Regions from separate parts of the Homo sapiens genome. Here regions 2 and 3 are each linked to region 1. The links are chromatin loops, found by intact Hi-C in ENCODE. Cell type or tissue: GM12878. All regions are shown on one strand. Each heading gives the region's core, and the rest is flanking DNA. Links, peaks and the distances in the headings are about the cores only. Region 1 overlaps KDM4C (lysine demethylase 4C). Region 2 overlaps KDM4C (lysine demethylase 4C). Region 3 overlaps KDM4C (lysine demethylase 4C).

The links. A loop is a pair of places that touch in the nucleus more often than their neighbours do. Peaks named below come from ENCODE experiments on the same cell type or tissue, not always from the same donor. Only the 100,000 strongest peaks of a DNase experiment are listed, where the experiment ranks them.
Region 2: it touches region 1 in a loop (2.5-fold over the local background); 16 of 110 quality-filtered maps call a loop at or near these places.
Region 3: it touches region 1 in a loop (4-fold over the local background); 2 of 110 quality-filtered maps call a loop at or near these places.

The regions. Positions count from the first base shown.
Region 1 is chr9:7,052,215-7,058,112 of GRCh38, forward strand. The region is part of intron 17 of KDM4C (lysine demethylase 4C); the gene reads left to right. Among named protein-coding and RNA genes, the nearest start is that of KDM4C, 300 kb to the left of the region's middle. In GM12878, for the core only: a CTCF peak has its summit at 549 (motif pointing right); DNase peaks (open chromatin) are centred at 587 and 3,477.
Region 2 is chr9:6,913,913-6,919,810 of GRCh38, forward strand. All of the region lies in intron 8 of KDM4C (lysine demethylase 4C), which reads left to right. Among named protein-coding and RNA genes, the nearest start is that of KDM4C, 160 kb to the left of the region's middle. RefSeq lists an enhancer at 3,451-3,530. In GM12878, for the core only: no CTCF peak of the experiment used is centred there; a DNase peak (open chromatin) is centred at 3,539; H3K27ac peaks cover 1,032 bases.
Region 3 is chr9:7,104,736-7,110,633 of GRCh38, forward strand. All of the region lies in intron 18 of KDM4C (lysine demethylase 4C), which reads left to right. Among named protein-coding and RNA genes, the nearest start is that of KDM4C, 350 kb to the left of the region's middle. In GM12878, for the core only: no CTCF peak of the experiment used is centred there; no DNase peak of the experiment used is centred there.

The DNA of each region.
Region 1 (5,898 bases), core at 499-5,498:
CATATCAGCTACTATATACTTATTAATTATATAATCTCATTTAACAATTTAACATTACCTGTTCTTATGGAAATTGAACAACCAAATTGAATACTAATCAAGTTTCACCTAAGATTAAAATTCTGTGATGTATGTGTATATGCACATAGTAGTCACTGAGTAAATATTTATGAAATGAATAAAAGGCAGCAAATCATTATTCATTATTTGCACGTCAGGCTTATAATGACTGTGGCTGGAGGAGTGCGATCAGACAATAACAAATGGCCTTTGCCTTTCCACGGTTTCTCCTTTAAATGTAACAGATCTAATTCACACACATGTCTGCATATTGCTCTAAAGCAAGGCATTACTTTACTTATCTGCATCACAGGAGACATATGATTAAATTGTAGAGCCCAGCAGTACTCCAGAGAGCCTATGAAACATGCATGCAGTACTCATCTTGTTGGTTGAAAATTCTGATCTTGGAACTTCTGGTCAGCTGGGGATTGAAAATGAGTGGACAAGTGGTTCATCCCTGAAGCAGCAGCAAGGGCTGCATCTCTTCAGTACCCACGAGGTGGTGCTGCTGCACCAGTTTCTTATGTTGCTCTTAAACTACCACCTCCCTTCTCTAGTGCCTAACCAGAGCTCTGGCCACACCTGCAGAGAGAGAGAGAGAGAGAGAGAGAGAGAGAGAGAGAGCGAGCGAGTGCCCAAGGGATGACAATAGAGCATCGAAAGTACTGCTCGTGATGCATTCAAAGTGTTGAATTCCAAAGGACAGTTTTTTAGTTTAGTTTTTCATTTAACTGTAGAAAAAGAGCTGCTGTCCCTTGGGGCAAGTTAGAGTTTTTCTGAATAAGTAATAAACAACACTAGTATAAAGCTAGTAACTGCAAGAGGCTAATAGAATGACTGGTGGGCAAGCATAAGTTTAAAATGTCTTCCATTATATGAAGGCTGTTTATTTTTAAAATGCTCATTATTAGCAGTCTTTCTAGAATATGAAATACTGGAATTTATGCAGAGGTATTTGAATATTTTGGTAACACTATTGTTAGTCGTTTATTTATTCAGAGCTTCAACCTACAGCTTTTGAAAAGCTCCTCTGGTAAATTATTCGTGCAAGGAGAATTTTGTGGCGGATACAGGAAAGGATTTGTTTACTTGAGCAGATTTTTTCCTCTTATGTATAATGGCCAGTTTTTAAAAAATGACAACTAATGGAAAACAAGCCTTTTGGTGCTCTTCTGTGGATTTATTGATCCTAAAATGGTGTGTGCTTCATGGAGATCCTTTAGCTCATCCAGCCACCTTGCTTGGTAATGTCACAGGTGTGGCCTTTGTTCATCATACAATTAAATGGACAACAATGATGACATTAGACTTATTTTCAAGACATTATATTTTCTTTTATTTCTGTGTCCAATTTTAAATACTTTAATAATTAACTTTTAAAAACCTAAAACATTTTAATGAAAAATAAGTTTGGCTGTAGTGGTCTCCATCCAGTTAAATTTGTTCTTTCTTTCGTTTTCTTTAACAATATTTCACTTTTGTGTAATTATTAAAGTAATTGCTGCCCCAGCTAAAAAAATGCTACAGGTTGCTATCCAAAACTACCGGGTTATTAAGTAGAGTCATCCTGTTACAGGGCAGAAATGAAAATGCTAACAAATCTTAAGAAATGAAAAGTTAGCTGAATGGGCTAAAGACTTCATATCCAAAAGGGAGAACCAGTTTCCCTGTCAGCTTCAGCATTCTTCTGATATTTAATGCAGGTTTTATATTATGTAGTATTTTTATTACCTGTCCATTAGAATAAATTGCTTTGCTTCTGAATGACTTTACTGTATGGGAAAAGTTATCCTTGTGGCAAGTCCTATTACTGCAAACCCCTTCCCTGTGCCCTGCAGCACCTTCTCTGTTCACCAAAAGAATATGTGAGGATTGGCACTTTGTAGGATAATAGGAGGCTACTGAGGACGTTTCCTTCTCCCCGTAGCCCATCTAGGGGGTTGTGTGAAGTCACAGGTGATTGGTGTGCCTGAGGACTGAAAGAAAAAGAATTGACCCCAAGTGGTATAGATTTAGAATTTATTCAGAATTTTTTCCTTTTCTTCTTTCTTTCTTATTTTCTCTACTAGTATGATTGATTGGCCGTAGTCATAAGTGAATCTCTGGAAGAAGAACAAAATTGTGCACAGACAAAAACAAGGGAACATAGAGATATATAAAACACACATTAAGACAGAATGGCCTATTTTGTTTTTACAATATAAAAATGATCAGGAAGAAGGATTAAGGATGGGACTTTAGAGATAACAAATGATGTTTTTATGGTATCACACAGAAGGAAGAAGGCGGTAGGGTTTGGAGACAGATCACTGTAAAAATCTTAGATTTGATTATAAAATTTAAGAGAAGGACATTTTAAAAATCTAGCAAAAGGAGTTAAAAAGAAGTATGGATTTCTGGTAGTTGCTGTATGTTTACCATGAATGTTTATTGTATACATTGATCACTTCCTGCAGCTTAAATTAATTAAAGATCTGTGGTATTTTTGTAAATAAGCCAGCAGAGCAGGTTTGTGGGTTTTAAGAAATCTTAGGAAGTTGTAGCAGATCCTAAATGCAACTATTAGTTTTAAATACTCTATTTGGAGATAAAGTTTTCAAATAGGACTGTTGTATGAATATTTAAATATTAAATCACATCTTTCAATGCAGCGGATGTCTGTTCTGATTGCTGTCATTGCATAACAAACTTAGCATTGAGACCATCCTGGCCAACATGGTGAAACCCCATCTCTACTAAAAATACAAAAATTAGCCGGGTGTGGGTGGTGCATGCTTGTAGTACCAGCTGCTCGGGAGCCTATCGCAGGAGAATTGCTTGAACCTGGGAGGCGGAAGTTGCAGTGAACCGAGATGGCGCCACTGCACTCCATCCTGGCGACAGAGCAAGGCTACGTCTCAAAAAACAAACAAACACAAAAAATTTGGCATTGTTCATGGGTCACAAATGCATCCGTCCTCACAGTGGTGTAGCACAGTGCCTTTGGTTTCTATGTCTTTAGACCTTTCTAGGACTTTTACATTTGAAATCCTATTTCTGCAACCAAATAGAGGGAGAAATGAATTTTGGAATAGCAGGATTTGCCCCTGGGCATTCGATGACCTCTGATTTGTGTTTGACAAGTGAACAAAGCCCAGGCACAAGTGTTCTCTGAGTGAAGAACATTATTTTGAAAAGGAATTTACACTACAATGATGACTGAGCTACAAGCCTTTCCGTGTCTGGCTGAGACCATACTATTCTGCTTAGAAGCCTCTGTACACTTTAAAATTTGTACCTGAAGGCAAATAATAGTGAACCTGCAAGCCAAAGATTATAGTTTTGAAAGGTATATCAATTCTGAAAATAGAGTGGTTTCACTGTGGTATTCCATCTCAAGAGTTGAATCAAGGGGGAGAAAATACAATCACACTTCCTATTTCTTAGACGAAGGCGCATGTTCTCTTGCCAACTGACTCATGTTATCAGATATACTGAATACTAAAAATAGAATTATTGAGAGGTAGAGATAGGGTCTGCCTCTTGTGCTGTAAGATCACTCAGAGTTCTATTTAGTTAATGTTACAGCAATGTTCGTGAGCAACTTGGCTTTCTTTCTGAAAGAATCAAGGTTGTATTTGACAGGGCCTCTGTTAATGCATTTTAGGAAATGTAAAGACATATTGATTATCTTTCATCATGCTAAAAGAAAAGAAGTAGTGTCGTAAAGGCAATCAGAAAAAGTCAGTATGTTCCACATTAACTCATGTACCGATTTATTCATAGGCTCAGGTATTTTTAAAGACAGAGAAGTTCTAAGAAAATAATAAACATTGACAATGATGAGAAAACTTATTGCTTAAACAGTAATCAGTAGTGTTAATGTGCACAAAAAGTGCTTTGAATAGTGAACTATTCTAAAGGAGGAGTAAGAGGTACTATACTACAGATGACACGGTTGTGGTATGGTATGTGGTGTCTTATTATTTAACACGGCCAGTATAAAATTATATAACATCATTAAGATAATGTTCTTCAGGATTTCAACATACATATGTCTCCAGCTTTGTAAGGTTTTTAAATAAGTGTAGTGCAAAAAAAAAAAAGTACATTAGTAGCTGTATAGTACTTAACTGTCAGAATGATTTGCTACAGGGACTAGATCCTATTGCAAGCTGTCAAATTTGTATATTGCTGTAATACCAAACCATAAAATCTTTTGAGTAAAATGGAAAATGTCAGATGGGCATGGCTACAAATAATATACTTTCTGAAGGCTGTAGATGTCTATAGGAGAAAATGTGTAAATGCATGAAATGTTATCTTGTTACTATGGATTTTTCTTTATCTGTTGAGAGAAAAACTGTGAGACAAAAGGAAATTGACTGGAGCCTTTAAATTTTCAGTTTTGAAGTCATTTTTTCCTGAGGGCTAATTTTAAAAACATTATTAGACAGGTGGGACTTCAGATAATTCATGATTAAAGAGTATTGTGAAAAAGTAATCTTATTTTCTAGCTTGCATTGACGAATGCTCCATTTTTTTCTGATCTTGTCTGTGTGAGTAGTGATTACTGACAGATCTTTTAATTGAGTGAGTGAGCCAGGTTGGAGTTTCAGAGACAGGGTCATTCCTTTCACTCTAGTACTGCCTGGGTCAATACCAACAAACACATGCCAAACCGAGGCAGCTGTTAGACAGCTCTAAACAATCTGTAGGGTTTTGCTTGGTCAACAGTGATTGAAAGCAAGAGAGGTTATAGTTTTGGAAAGGTACGGTCATTATTGTGTAACAATGAATTCATTATTCTTTGTTTTTCTGAGAAGAAGGGGGTCAGGAATTAGTTACTTTTCTTTGTTTCATATTTTAATATAAATTAGGTTATTCATTTCCTCAGAAGGGTGGGTTTTAAAAATCCACAAAGAAAGCTTTTTGTGTAAAGTGAGAACATTTTCATACTTGGAGTTAGAATTTCACTGTGGTATATTTTAGGTGTGGTCCCACAATTAAGTGAAGTCTTTATCTAACATGAGCTCCTGGTTAGACACAGATACTAGGACTGTTTTAGCCAGCCATGGGCTGGATTTATTGATCTCAATATCAAAGTTTCTCTGCATTCATCTATATCATGCTTTAGATCACATAATTATAAGAAGCCTCCCTTAGGTTGAGATGGAGAGTACAGGCTCTGGGTTAAGACTGCCTGAGCCCTGTATCCTCCACTTGGGCAACCTTGGCTATGCAGATTAACCCTCTGAAGCTCATCTGTAAATTATGGTGATTGTGAGGATGAAATGAAAAAGTTAACAGTCTGACACAGAGTTTGCACTCAAAGAACGTTAGCAATATTAGCTGTTATTCTCTTAAGTGATTTTTCCCCCTTTATTTTTATAACACTGTTAAGAACATAACTGTATTTTAAACAGCCTCTGGGCAATTTGTAAGCAACAGGAATTTTCTTTGAATGGAGGCCTGTTAAACTGGCGTGTTCTGTCATCTCCGAGGGAGCAGGGCATAGAAGGGCTCTTCTGCAAACGTCTGAGATTCCACCAACTTCCCCTGCAGTTATTGCTGAAAACCGTAAGATGAATAGGTTGATGTTCTCTAAAACAGAAGTTCAGAGATACAGCTCTTGCTTCATTTTGAGCACGGACATCGCATGTTGAAAAGCGATCTTGTTCAGGACGGTTTTGCTAAAAATGCCATTTCCTTGCATGGTACAGCTGGGAGTCTTCAGCAGTTTGGGGCCTAGAGAATGACTATGACCCATGAGTACTGTTATTTACCAGGATACCCTCTCATCTATTTCTGGCTTTTTCTCCACCTTCTTGTAGAGGAAATGAATTCGACAATCTC
Region 2 (5,898 bases), core at 562-5,561, 140 kb before region 1:
GAGCAGGGAATGAGCTAACAGTCAGGGTTTAAGCACTCCTTTAGGAGCAACTGCACTTTCTGCGTTTCTTTTTCAATTCTGTTCCATCATCCTTGTTTGCAGTTGAAAGCCTGAGACTGTTATTTGTTTACAACATAGTACATTTTGTATTTTCCCTTTTTTTTGAGACGGAGTTTTGCGCTTATTGTCCAGGCTGGAGTGCAATGGCGTAATCTCGGCTCACCGCAACCTCTGCTTCCCAGGTTCAAGCGATTCTCCTGCCTCAGCCTCCCGAGTAGCTGGGATTACAGCCATGCGCCACCATGTTCAGTTAATATTGTATTTTTTGTAGAGACAGGGTTTCTCCGTGTTGGTCAGGCTGGTCTTGAACTCCCGACCTCAGGTGATCTGCCTGCCTCTGACTCCCAAAGTGCTGGGATTACAGGCTGGGCTTACAGGCATGAGCCACTGTGCCTGGCCCATATTTTCCCATTTTAATAAAGCATTGTCTAAGACAGTAACAGATGAGTACATCATTTCCTGGCTACTTGTAATACCGTTATGATATGCCACATGCTTTTGGTAAGATCAGTGCTTATAATGAGGGGTGCAGAGGTATTGGACCAATTCATGAGTGCCTTTTGACATTAAAAAACATTAGCATTGTTTGTATTTATTATTATGTCTGCTATGGTTTGAGTATTGGTGTCCCTCCACAATTAGTGATGAAACTTAAACCCCAATACACTAGTATTAAGCAGTGGGGCCTGTAGTAAATGATTAGGCATTGAGGGCTCCACGCCCATGAATGGGATTTGTGTTCTAACAAAAGGGCTTGAGGAAGCAAATTCGCCTTCCCCATTCCTTCTATCTCTTCTGCCATGTGAGGATACAGAAACAAGGCACCATCTTTGAAGCAGAGCATGGGCCCTCGCCAGACACCAAATCTGCTGGCACCTTGGTCTTGGACTTACTTGCCAGCCTCTAAAACTGTGAACAGTAAATTTCTATTATTTGTGAATTATCTGTAATTTGCTTTGTTAAAGCTGCCCAAATGTACTAAGACAGAGTCTTTTTGATTTTGCTGTCTACCTATCTTTCTCTATTTTAAGAATTAAGTGTTGGACTTATAAAAAGGGGCACAATTTGAAATTCTCGAGTTAGTCTTACTGAAATTAACATGATAAAACGTTCTAAATCATAGAATTTTCTGTGGGGTGCTTTTTTAGTTTGGAAAAATTTTAAACTTCCTTTACTACTTCAAAGATACTTTATTAATTTGCTAGAATGCAGCTCACCCTATATTGTCTTATTGGTAAAAATATGCAAGAAGCACGTGATCTCTTTCTACTGTTTAGGTTTTACAAAACAGGTGTTCATGCATCTACCTAAGAGAGTTTGTTTTAGGTGCTTCAGATTTCCTGTGAGGGGTTTAGGGGGTTGCATAGTAAAGCATTAGGTAACAAAAGAAAATGACCTTCCTCTGAAGCAATCATTTTTGCTGTATTGTCTTCTCACTACTACTGTGATGAACACTTGGAGATGCCTGCCACTTTGAGGTTCGGGGTTACATTCCATTTTAATTCAAAAGAGATAAAATGATTGTTACTGTCTAGTCATTAAGAAGTCATTTTCCTAATTGTATTTGACACATATTATGCTATTCTACTGGCAAAATTTGATTATTTTTAACCCTTAAGAGAGATAACAAAAATACGGGAAATAATCCACTTGACTGTCTCAAGAATAAAGAGACTGCTTTTGTTTTTCTTTCCTCGAATGCTACAACAATTTGTATATTCCTTGGACCTTATTGGAGCCTTAGTCTTGGTGGCTATGCCCTGTATCCAAGGTATAGCCTTCGAAGAACAAGGAAAGGGCTAGTTTTACACTTCCAGCTTCCTTTGGAAGCTGCCTGTTAATAGTGATGACGTTATCAAGTGTCAGGTTGCAGTTTGCCATCATGGAAGGACCTATGCTGGGGCATGAGAAGCTCGCAAAGACTCCTTTCCAGCACTTGAATTAATGACAGGCTGGGCTTTTATCACTGACAGATGCTGTAAAATAGTACAAGGTAATCAGGGTTATAGGATGGGGGGAATTTAATTCCAACATGGCATGAATTTGGACAGCTTTGTGAGAGACATCATATTTGACCTGGTGAAGATTGGATGGTGTTTTGGAAGTATATATTTGGAAGGAGAGAGTCAGCAACCTGAGTAAAGATGGGGGCTAGATGTGGTAAGGTGTTTTTGACAGTCACTTCTGAGTGATTTGAGGTGTAGTGTGTTTAGAAGGGTGGGTGGAGCTGGGCTATGAAGTGTCTTGAAAGTTTTACAGAGTTATCCGGACCTTTTTTATTCTGAGTGATGGGGAGCCTATGAGCATTTTAAAGAAGAGGTTCAATATAAACTTCTGAAGGACAGTGGTAAAAATATAATGTGTTTGCAATTTTAATGAGAGTTTTTTTTTTTTTGAAACAGGGTCTTGCTTTATCACAAGGGCTCAAATGATCCTCCTGCCACAGCCTTCCGAGCAGCTGGGACTTCTTAATTTGTTTTTTTATAGAGACAGGCCTCACTGTGTTGCCCTGGCTGGTCTCAAGTGATCCTCCTGCATTGGCCTCCCAAAGTGCTGGGATTATAGGAGTGAGCCACTGTGCCTGGCTGATATTTTTCTTTATTGGCTAATTCGTTTGACCAGATGAAATTCTTTTTCTTTATCCAGCAAATATATATTAAGCTTTAGTTACAGGCAAGATAATTTATATGTGTGAATAAAATATGAATAAAGCCAGTTCTAACTTACAAAGAGATTTTAGCAGGATGTTTTATTTTATTTCTGTTTTAAGCATTGAATGTTGCATACTTACTAAGAGGATTATGTCTTCTAAAATGGACCTTCTTGTTTTTAGAAATTTTGATCACCTTTGAATAGGTTCTATTTTGGCTAAGCAACTTTCAAAGCAACAGCACTGTATTTTTCTGTGCTTGGTGGATGGACAAATGTTTGTAGATTAGAGTAGAAACATCCCAGTTTCATTAATTTTTCTCTCTGGTTTTGGGGAAATGATACAAAGTTGAATGAGGGAATCTGCCTATTCATATTCCACCCACGAAGATTGTTGAGGTCATTCTGTTTTTTTTGTTGTTGTTGTTCAAGAGTTAAAATATCGTTTATATAGGTATGAATTATTTTCATTGGCAGGAGTGAATTGGAGAATGTGGGAAGTTAGGCATGAATTGCAGGGCTGTGGGAGAGATGCTCAGGAAGGAAAATGGCTGTTGGGCAGCCCCTGCCTCCCTTACTCAGTCTTCTGGTCTTAATATGAGCACCATATAGGTATCCATATTCTCAGTTTCAGGCATGCCTTCCTCTGATCTACACCACCTGTCTCTCAAGCTCTTTTTCTCCACTACCCAAACTGTAGCATGCACTTGGACCCCAGTAGGGTTTAAAATCCATTGATCCTACTTTTCATGGTTGCTCACTCACCTCAACTTCTTACTTCCCCCTTTCACTGGTTTCTATTGCATGATCCATCATTGTAAAGATACCTTTGGTTTCACACCTTGCCTTTCTTTCACTTTGTTATACTCATCTGGCAAAAATCCCCATCTTGTTCAACTTAGCTATTTCTCTTGCTTGTCCCTGTGTATCTGACCATGGCTGGAGATAAGCATGCAGCCATCCCATTTCCTATCCCTAAATTCTAGGACTCCAATGAGTTGTTCACGATGCCCAGCAGTCCAGCCATGTTGCCGAGTTCGTTGGCTCTCCCTCTCTCCTCCTGTCTCCATCCTCATTCTTTGCTGATTGTCTTGCTTCTCATCTCATTGAGAAAATAGAGAACTTCTGCAGACTGCACACAGCACATTTTCCTACCTATCAGTCCCGGTGCCCATACACTTGAACTCCCATTCTTTTACCTGATTGAATTGTTTATGGGTCTAAGTGAGGCCACTTGTGCACTTGACCCCAGCCCCTCTTGCAACTTGAAGACCATTGTCCAGGCATCTCAATTCTTCATTCACTGCATCATCACGTTTTCCTTCTCCACTAGATCAGTCTCATCAGCATACAAGCTGTTATTTCTCCCATTTGAAAAATATCTTCTCTTTTTAAAAAATATAAACTTTTATTTTAGGTTCAGAGGGTAGATGTGCAGGTTTGTTACATTGGTATATTGTGTGATGCTGAGGTTTGGGGTACAATTGATCTCATCACCCAGGCAGTGAACATAGTACCCAAAAGGTAGCTTTTTTTAGCCTTTGCCGTACTCCCTCTCTCATTCTGGTAGTCCCCAGTGTCTACAGTTCCCATCTTTGTGTCAATGTGTATCCAATGTTTAGCTTCTACTTACAAGTGAGAACATGTGGTATTTGGTTTTTTGTTCTTAGGTTAATTTTCTTAGGATAACGGCCTCCACCTGCATCTGTGTTGCTGCAAAGGACATGATTTTATTCTTTTTATGGCTGCATAGTATTCCATGACGTGTATGTACCATATTTTCTTCATCCAGTCTACTGTGGATGGGCACTTAGGTTTAGTCCATGTTTTTGCTATTGTGAATAGCACTGTGATGAATATAGAGTGCATGTGTCTTTTTGGTAGAATCATTTCTTTTCTTTTGGGTATATACCCATCAATAGGATTGCTGGGTCAGTTGGTAGGTCTGTTTTAAGTTCTTAGAGAAATCTCCAAACAGCTTTCCATAGTGGTTGAATTAATTTACATCCCTACCAGCAGTGTATGTGTTCCCCCTTCTCTACAGCCTCACTAGCATGTATTATTTTTTGACTTTTTAGTAATAATAGGAATTCTGACTGGTTTGAGATGGTAGCTCATTGTGGTTTTGATTTGCATTTCTCTAATGATTAGTGATGTTTAGCATTTTTTCATATCTTTGTTGGCCGCTTGTATGTATGTCTTCTTTTGAGAAGGCTCTGTTCATGTCCTTTGCTCACTTTTTTTTTTTGAGACAGAGTCTCACTCTGTTGCCCAGACTGGAGCGCAGTGGCACAGTCTTAGCTCACTGCAACCTCTGCTGCCTGGGTTCAAGCGATTCTCCTGCCTCAGCCTTCCGAGTAGCTGGGATTACAGGCAACGGCCACCATGCCTGGCTAATTTTTGTAGTTTTTAGTAGAGATGGGGTTTCACCATCTTGGCCAGACTGGTCTTGAACTCTTGACCTTGTGATCCACCTGCCTTGGCCTCCCAAAGTGCTGGGATTACAGGTGTGAGCCACCACGCCCAGCCTACTCACTTTTCATTGGGGTTGTTTTTTGCTTGTTGTTTTAAGTTTCTTACAGATTCTGAATTTTCTTTTTCCTTCTTTCTTTCTTTCTTTCTTTCTTTTCTTTCTTTCTTTCTTTCTTTCTGTCTCTCTCTCTCTCTTTCTTTCTTTCTTTCATTGAGATTTTGGATATTAGACCTTTGTCAGATGTATAGTGTGCAAATATTATCTCCCATTATGTAAGGTGTCTGTTTACTTTGTTGATAGTTCCTTTTGCTGTGCAGAAGCTTGAAAAAAAAATCTTAATCCCTCTTTCCATCTTACCTGCTATCCCTTTTCTTTGTTTTTCTATTTAACAATACTTTGAAAGAAGAATTGCCTATATTTCATCTTTCAATTTCATCTGTCTGTCTGTCTGTCTATCTATCTATCTATCTATCTATCTATCTATCTATCTATCTATCTAGGATGGAGTTTCACTCTTGTTGCCCAGGCTGGAGTGCAATGGCGCGATCTTGGCTCCCTGCAATCTCCGCCTCCCGGGTTCAAGTGATTCTCTTGCTTCAGCCTCCGGAGTAGCTGGGACTACAGGCGTGCACCACCATGCCTGGCTAATTTTGTATTTTTAGTAGAGATGGGGTTTAACCATGTTGGCCAGACTGGTCTTGAACTCCTGGCCTCAG
Region 3 (5,898 bases), core at 523-5,522, 53 kb after region 1:
TTTTCCCTGAGAGACTTGGCCACAGGCTATTAGCAGCCTAACATGCTTCTCCTATGTCCCTAATAACCTCTTGTGAGCAGCCTGCCAAGTCGTCAGCATTGGCTTGTGGAGTCACACACAGCAAATCTCCCAGCTCTTTGTAATGCTTTCAGCAATTTCCATTGACATCTTGAGAGATATTTGATGTTTGTGGGCTGGGGATCTGGGCAGATGTGAGTGAATGCTTAAATGTACAAAATGATGTCACCAACTGTCACATCTATTTTATTTGTCTTATTTTTTCATTGTTTCAGGTTCCAAGTTGCATATTCATTCATGCCTTTTCCATAGTTTCTTGAGTTGATGTCCTTTTGCTAAGAATAGTATTATGTATCCAGTAGAAAATACATTTTAGCAACTTTTAAAAATACCTAGTAATAACACCTTACATGACTGTGGTGCCTTGCCCTTAACAGTGTGCAGTCAATAGGATTACCTCATTAGAGGATGTATATGAATGCGTTTTGAGATGTGAACAAGGTCGTGACCTCTGAAGTCAGAGTAGTTGGTGTTCACACTTAGATTCTGCCAGTAACAGATTGTGCAACCCTGTGCAAGTTCTTATTTCTGAGCCTCAGCTTCCTCATCTATAAAACATGGTATCCCACCTCACCATGTTGTTTTCAGTTCACAGCACAGAGTAAGCACTCAAAAAATGAAAGTTGTATTGCTACTACTACTTCTGCTGCTGCTGCTGGTGCTACAATCTTATGTGAACTGGGCCACGTGAGTAGTGTTTTTCCTGTTTCGAGGATAAGAAACCTAAGTTCAGAGAGGTTTAATTCCTTGCCCAAATAGATGCAGATAATGAGTGGCAGGTGCTGGAATGTAAATGCCTTTTTAGCTCATACTCTATTATTTGGTGAATTCCAAACCCCAAACCTCAAATGGTGCTAGAGGTGTTCATCTGAAGCTTTGCTTGGGATCATACATTACCGTTTTAATATTCCAAAGCCCTGTGGTTACTGATGACTATATTGAAGTTGCTATTAAAGAGATCCAGGTGTTTAATCAGGACCTCATTCCTCTTAACTCTCATGTGTGGTTCAGTCAAGTTTAGGTTACTAATGTGTTTCCTAAATGATGATGAAAAAGAAAATAGATGAGTTTGAGGTGATTTAGAAACTACTGTCTCCTACAGATCCACTTTCAGCTTGGTATACTTTGTAAAGACTGGGGAAAAGATCATATAATTTACAACATCACGTGAGGCAGCTTTTCCTGATGAGGGAACAATTTTAGTGTTCTTAAATTGCCTTTGCTACATTTTCTAGGTGGAAGCACTGTTAGCACTGTATTTCCCAAGTATATTTCTAGTAGCTGTTACTTATCCATTCTTCTTCCATTCGACTCCAAGTACGGATTCCTCCCCAAAGTGTTTGGGAACTAACCAGTAGGAATTTATAGAATCTGGCAACTTTGGTTAAGAACATTGTGATTTGCCCCTATTGCTTTAAATGTTCTTTCCTTATCAAGCATAGAAAAGTTCAGATTCAATCAAATATTTCTCTTTGTGTAAACTATCAATGCTAAGAGGTATGCTTCTTAGAGCAGAAACTGTAGTTTGTCTGTGTTCTCAACCATGCATTGATTATTTGAAAGTAATAGGCAATTGCCGAATCATAGCAGTGAAAACTGTAAAATAAAGTTCAGGCTAACTTGGCAGCCTGGCCCAGTTGTTTTACAGAATAATGGAGGATGCCTGTATGATTTAGGTGAAATGAAGTATAAACCTACTGTTGCTTCAATAGAGTCTCCATTTTTACTCACTTTAGGGTTTTTGATTCCCTTATTTTTTTATTTCTCCCAATTATTTGCTATAAAGCATCCAAAAGGACCATTTTAAGGAAAATTCAACTATTCCATTAGTGTCATAAATTATTATTTTGTAATTAATATATTTTTAAAATAGTTCTCATTATGTTGTACAGGCTGGTCTCAAACTCTTGAGCTCAAGAGATCCTTTAGCCTCAGCCTCCCAAAGTGCCGGAGTTGTAGGTGTGATCCACCGTGCCCAGCTAATTATTTTAAATATATGAGCTTATTCATTGTTTGTTGAGCTTTGGATGTAAAATTATTTTGAATAATTGTATAAAATTCATCTGATTTGTTAATACATTATTCCATCAAGCAGTAAGCAGAGTTTATAATTAGAATAGGCAGTGCTTGAAAAAAATAGGGTAAAACTTCCTAAAGATGGAAAAAAGTGTGTCACAGGAAGTACACAGCTGATCCCTGTTATTTCAACCTAAATTTTTAGCATGTGTTTGCCAGCGTTTTTGTTGAACACCTTTGTTGAATGTCACTGCTGTGTTTCAGATGTAAGGTCTCCTTCATGTGTGCACATGAGTGTGTGCTCATCTGTCGGTGTGTGTAGTCATGCTGTCCGCTTCACCACCCTGTGCCATGATTCATTATAACCTAGTTTCTGGCTGTATTTCCAAAGGTTCCACTTGGATATATTCCTAACCCAGTTATCTGAATGTTGCACAGATGTTTGTAAGGAAAAGACAACACAATAAATAGTAGTTATGAAACTGGAAGTCTTGGAAATGTATTTTTTCTTCAAACAAATAGTCAGCTACCTATACACTATATACTTCTGCAAAATATAGCACCACAGGGCCATCTCACACTTGAGTAAACTAGACAGATGCCCTGTGGAAGGGATGCCTGAATAACAGAGGTGAGAAAATGGCATGCAATGTTTTTTCCTGGCAAGTTACTTAGTAAACTTTCATATTAGGTTAGAATAATCTGCATATTTAGTGTAGCAGCACCAGAATCACTTGCACTTTGTTAATTCACTGCAATGAACATGGCCTCTTTATACATCTTATATGAGGTACATAGTGTTTTTTCTTAATATTCTTTCCTCTAGAAAAGTGTGACATTTAAGTTGTATTCATAGCTTTAGAAACCTTAGAAGTCGTGGCTGTTAACATGGAGACAGATACCTATTTAAAAGAGAGGAAGAACTTTTATAGAGAAAACGCTGTATTGGTTAATTTATGTGATTTTGTGTATTTTTCCTTTAGTATTATTGTAGCTAGGTCATAAGGACAGAAAGTATTTGTTGTTGTTGTTGTTGTTGTTGTCTTTTTATTTCTATCAACTAGCACTTGGCTATCCATAGGAGCAGCTTGGTATAAATTTGTTAAAATAATTATCCGATGCTAGGGAGTGGGATTAGTGGAGAAGAACGAGAACTTGTATTTATTGAGCATCTTTTATGTCAAGTGTGTGTTAGGTATTTCACATATGCACCTTATTCAGAGCAGTGTTTTTTGTGTGCATAATGGAAAGCAGGGTGGGTAGGGTGGCTTCTGTTTTGGCAGCTCCCGTTCTAGAAACTTGTCTAGGATCTTGTTATTCCACCATCTGGCCCTCTTCCATGTGTCTTCTAACTCTCATCTCAGTAATACAACTGAGTCCTTGCTCAGCACTTACTGAATGCTTTTTTGTTTTTTATTTTTTTTTGGGACAGGGTCTTACTCTGTTACCCAGGCTGGAGCGCAGTGGCATGATCTCGACTCACTGCAACCTCTGCTTCCTGGGCTCAAGTGATCCTCCCACCTTTGCCTCCCAAGTAGCTGGGACTACAGGTGTGCGCCCCCATGTCCTGCTAATTTTTGTATTATTTATAGAGACTGGGTTGTACCATGTTGCCCAGGCTGGTCTTGAACTTTTGGACTCGAGCGATCCAACTGCCTTGGCCTCCCAAAGTGCTGGGATTACAGGCATGAGCCACTGCGCCCAGCCTGAATGCTTTTTCCAGCCTCTGGGTCTTTAGGCCAGCTCCCAGGCCAGTTTTATTGCAACTCCTTCCTGTCCTCATGAGGCATGGGCTTAGGACAGGAGAGGACACCACAATACACAGAATCTGGTGAAGGGCTCAAAGCAAGGGCTCTGTGGGTTAACCTATGACTATATAACTAATCTTGGGGTGATGATGGAATGGGCTACCTCTCATTGCTAACAACAGTGAAACATTCTAGGCCTCAACAATGTGGAAAGATGGATGTTTGAGGCTCCCAAATTCTATACCCTAGAATAGTAGTTCTTATCCTGTATTGTATTGTATAGCATATTATTCTTTTAGTGTCTGTTATTGAGAAAATACTTAATGAAAAAAATAAGAATCAGTACACTTTTATGTGAATTTATTAATTGTAAAAGGGCAGGCAGTATTTCAGGTTGATTATGGATTGACAGGGAGAGACTCCAAAACATTCACTCCCACTGTAACATTCTCTTTTAATTAGCCAAGGATGCAGAATTGTAGTAGAAGTGGATTTGGTAAATAGGGTAGAAGTGAATGCAGCCTATCATAACAAAACTTCCCCCTGGGTCCTGTTTCCCTAATGGGCATATGCAGTGGTATGTGTGTAGGCTGTTGCCAGATCTGAAACTAAAGATATATTTTTGCTGTACCACAGGATTTTATACTTGGGTCTCATTCAGGAAAACTGATTATCCATGCTTCTCATTTTAATAAAATTTTTATAAACATGAAGATGCCCTAGTTCTTAAACCAAAATCAAGGTCAACAGTACTATATAATCAACTAGGGGAAAAAAGTAGTTCTGTTCCCAGATGGGGACCTGAACAATATCTCTCTCCAACTTTCTAGAATTTTTAGAAAGCCTGTTTCCTCCAGAGCCTACCCCTGATTCTGGTTTATACATTTCAATCCAATTCGTTCCAACAGGATTTTTATTTGGAAGGCCAGAATTACATTTCAGCATATACGCATTTCACTATATTGTTGTGCCCCTTGGATGTAAGACGGGTGGTCAGATGATTGTGTTTTTGTAATTAAGCAGCATTCAGCTAATTTATATCAGTGGGTAGGACTTCGCTTAGCTTACTTTATGTTACTTGACTCTTTTAAACATCATCATGGTTTGTAGCTTTTTATGAGCCCATTGCGTACCAGTTGACCAAAATTTTCTTCTTGATGTTCTTGCTCCCCTTGGACCTTTTGGAGCCTCTTCTAGGTGACTGCTTTATTTCTAATTTTAAACCACTTTTAAATGGTTTGGCTGTGTCCCCACCCAAAATCTCATCTTGAATTATAACCCCCATGTGTCAAGGGCAGTCCAGGTAGAGGTAATTGGATCATGGTGGCAGTTTGTCTCACAAGATCTGATGGCTTTATAAAGGGCTTTCCCCTTCACTCAGCACTCATTCTCTCTCCTGCTGTCCTGTGAGGAGGTGCCTTCTGCCTGAGGCCTCCCCAGCCATGTGGAACTATGAGGCAATTAAACCTCTTTCCTTTGTAAATTACCTAGTCTCAGGCGGTTCTTTATAGCAGCATGAGAATGGACTAATCCACACTTCTAGACATCTTTGAAACTATCTTTGTTTTTTTCGCAGTGGGAAATGCCAAAGTTATCTTGGTTTCTATTGTACCAAACTGGGAATCAGTGATTCATCAAAGAGCCCTGGTTCTTTTTTATGGGAGCTCTACTAGAGACCAAATTTGCCATGAAAGGTGCACATTACCATGTTTTGTTTCATTTGAGTGCTGGCTAATTTAGGACTAGAGCCACTTTAGTGACAGAGCAGATAAATAGCATTTTTTTTCAAATGGTTCAGGGTTCATGTTGATATATCCAATTCTCCTGGCTTTAATAAATTTATTTTTATATTGTTCTAACTTGAGGGCTTATTAATGCAATTTCTCCTTTCCTAAGTGATGCCTAAAGATTTGGACCTGTTTTTCTAAAATTCTCTTAACTCTTCCTAGGTTTGTATGGTTTAGTGGGTGGGAATGAGGTATGGGTTGGGCCTACCACCTCCTCATCCTCTACGCGCTTGGATCCACAGCCTGATTATGGTGCACATACTCTTCCA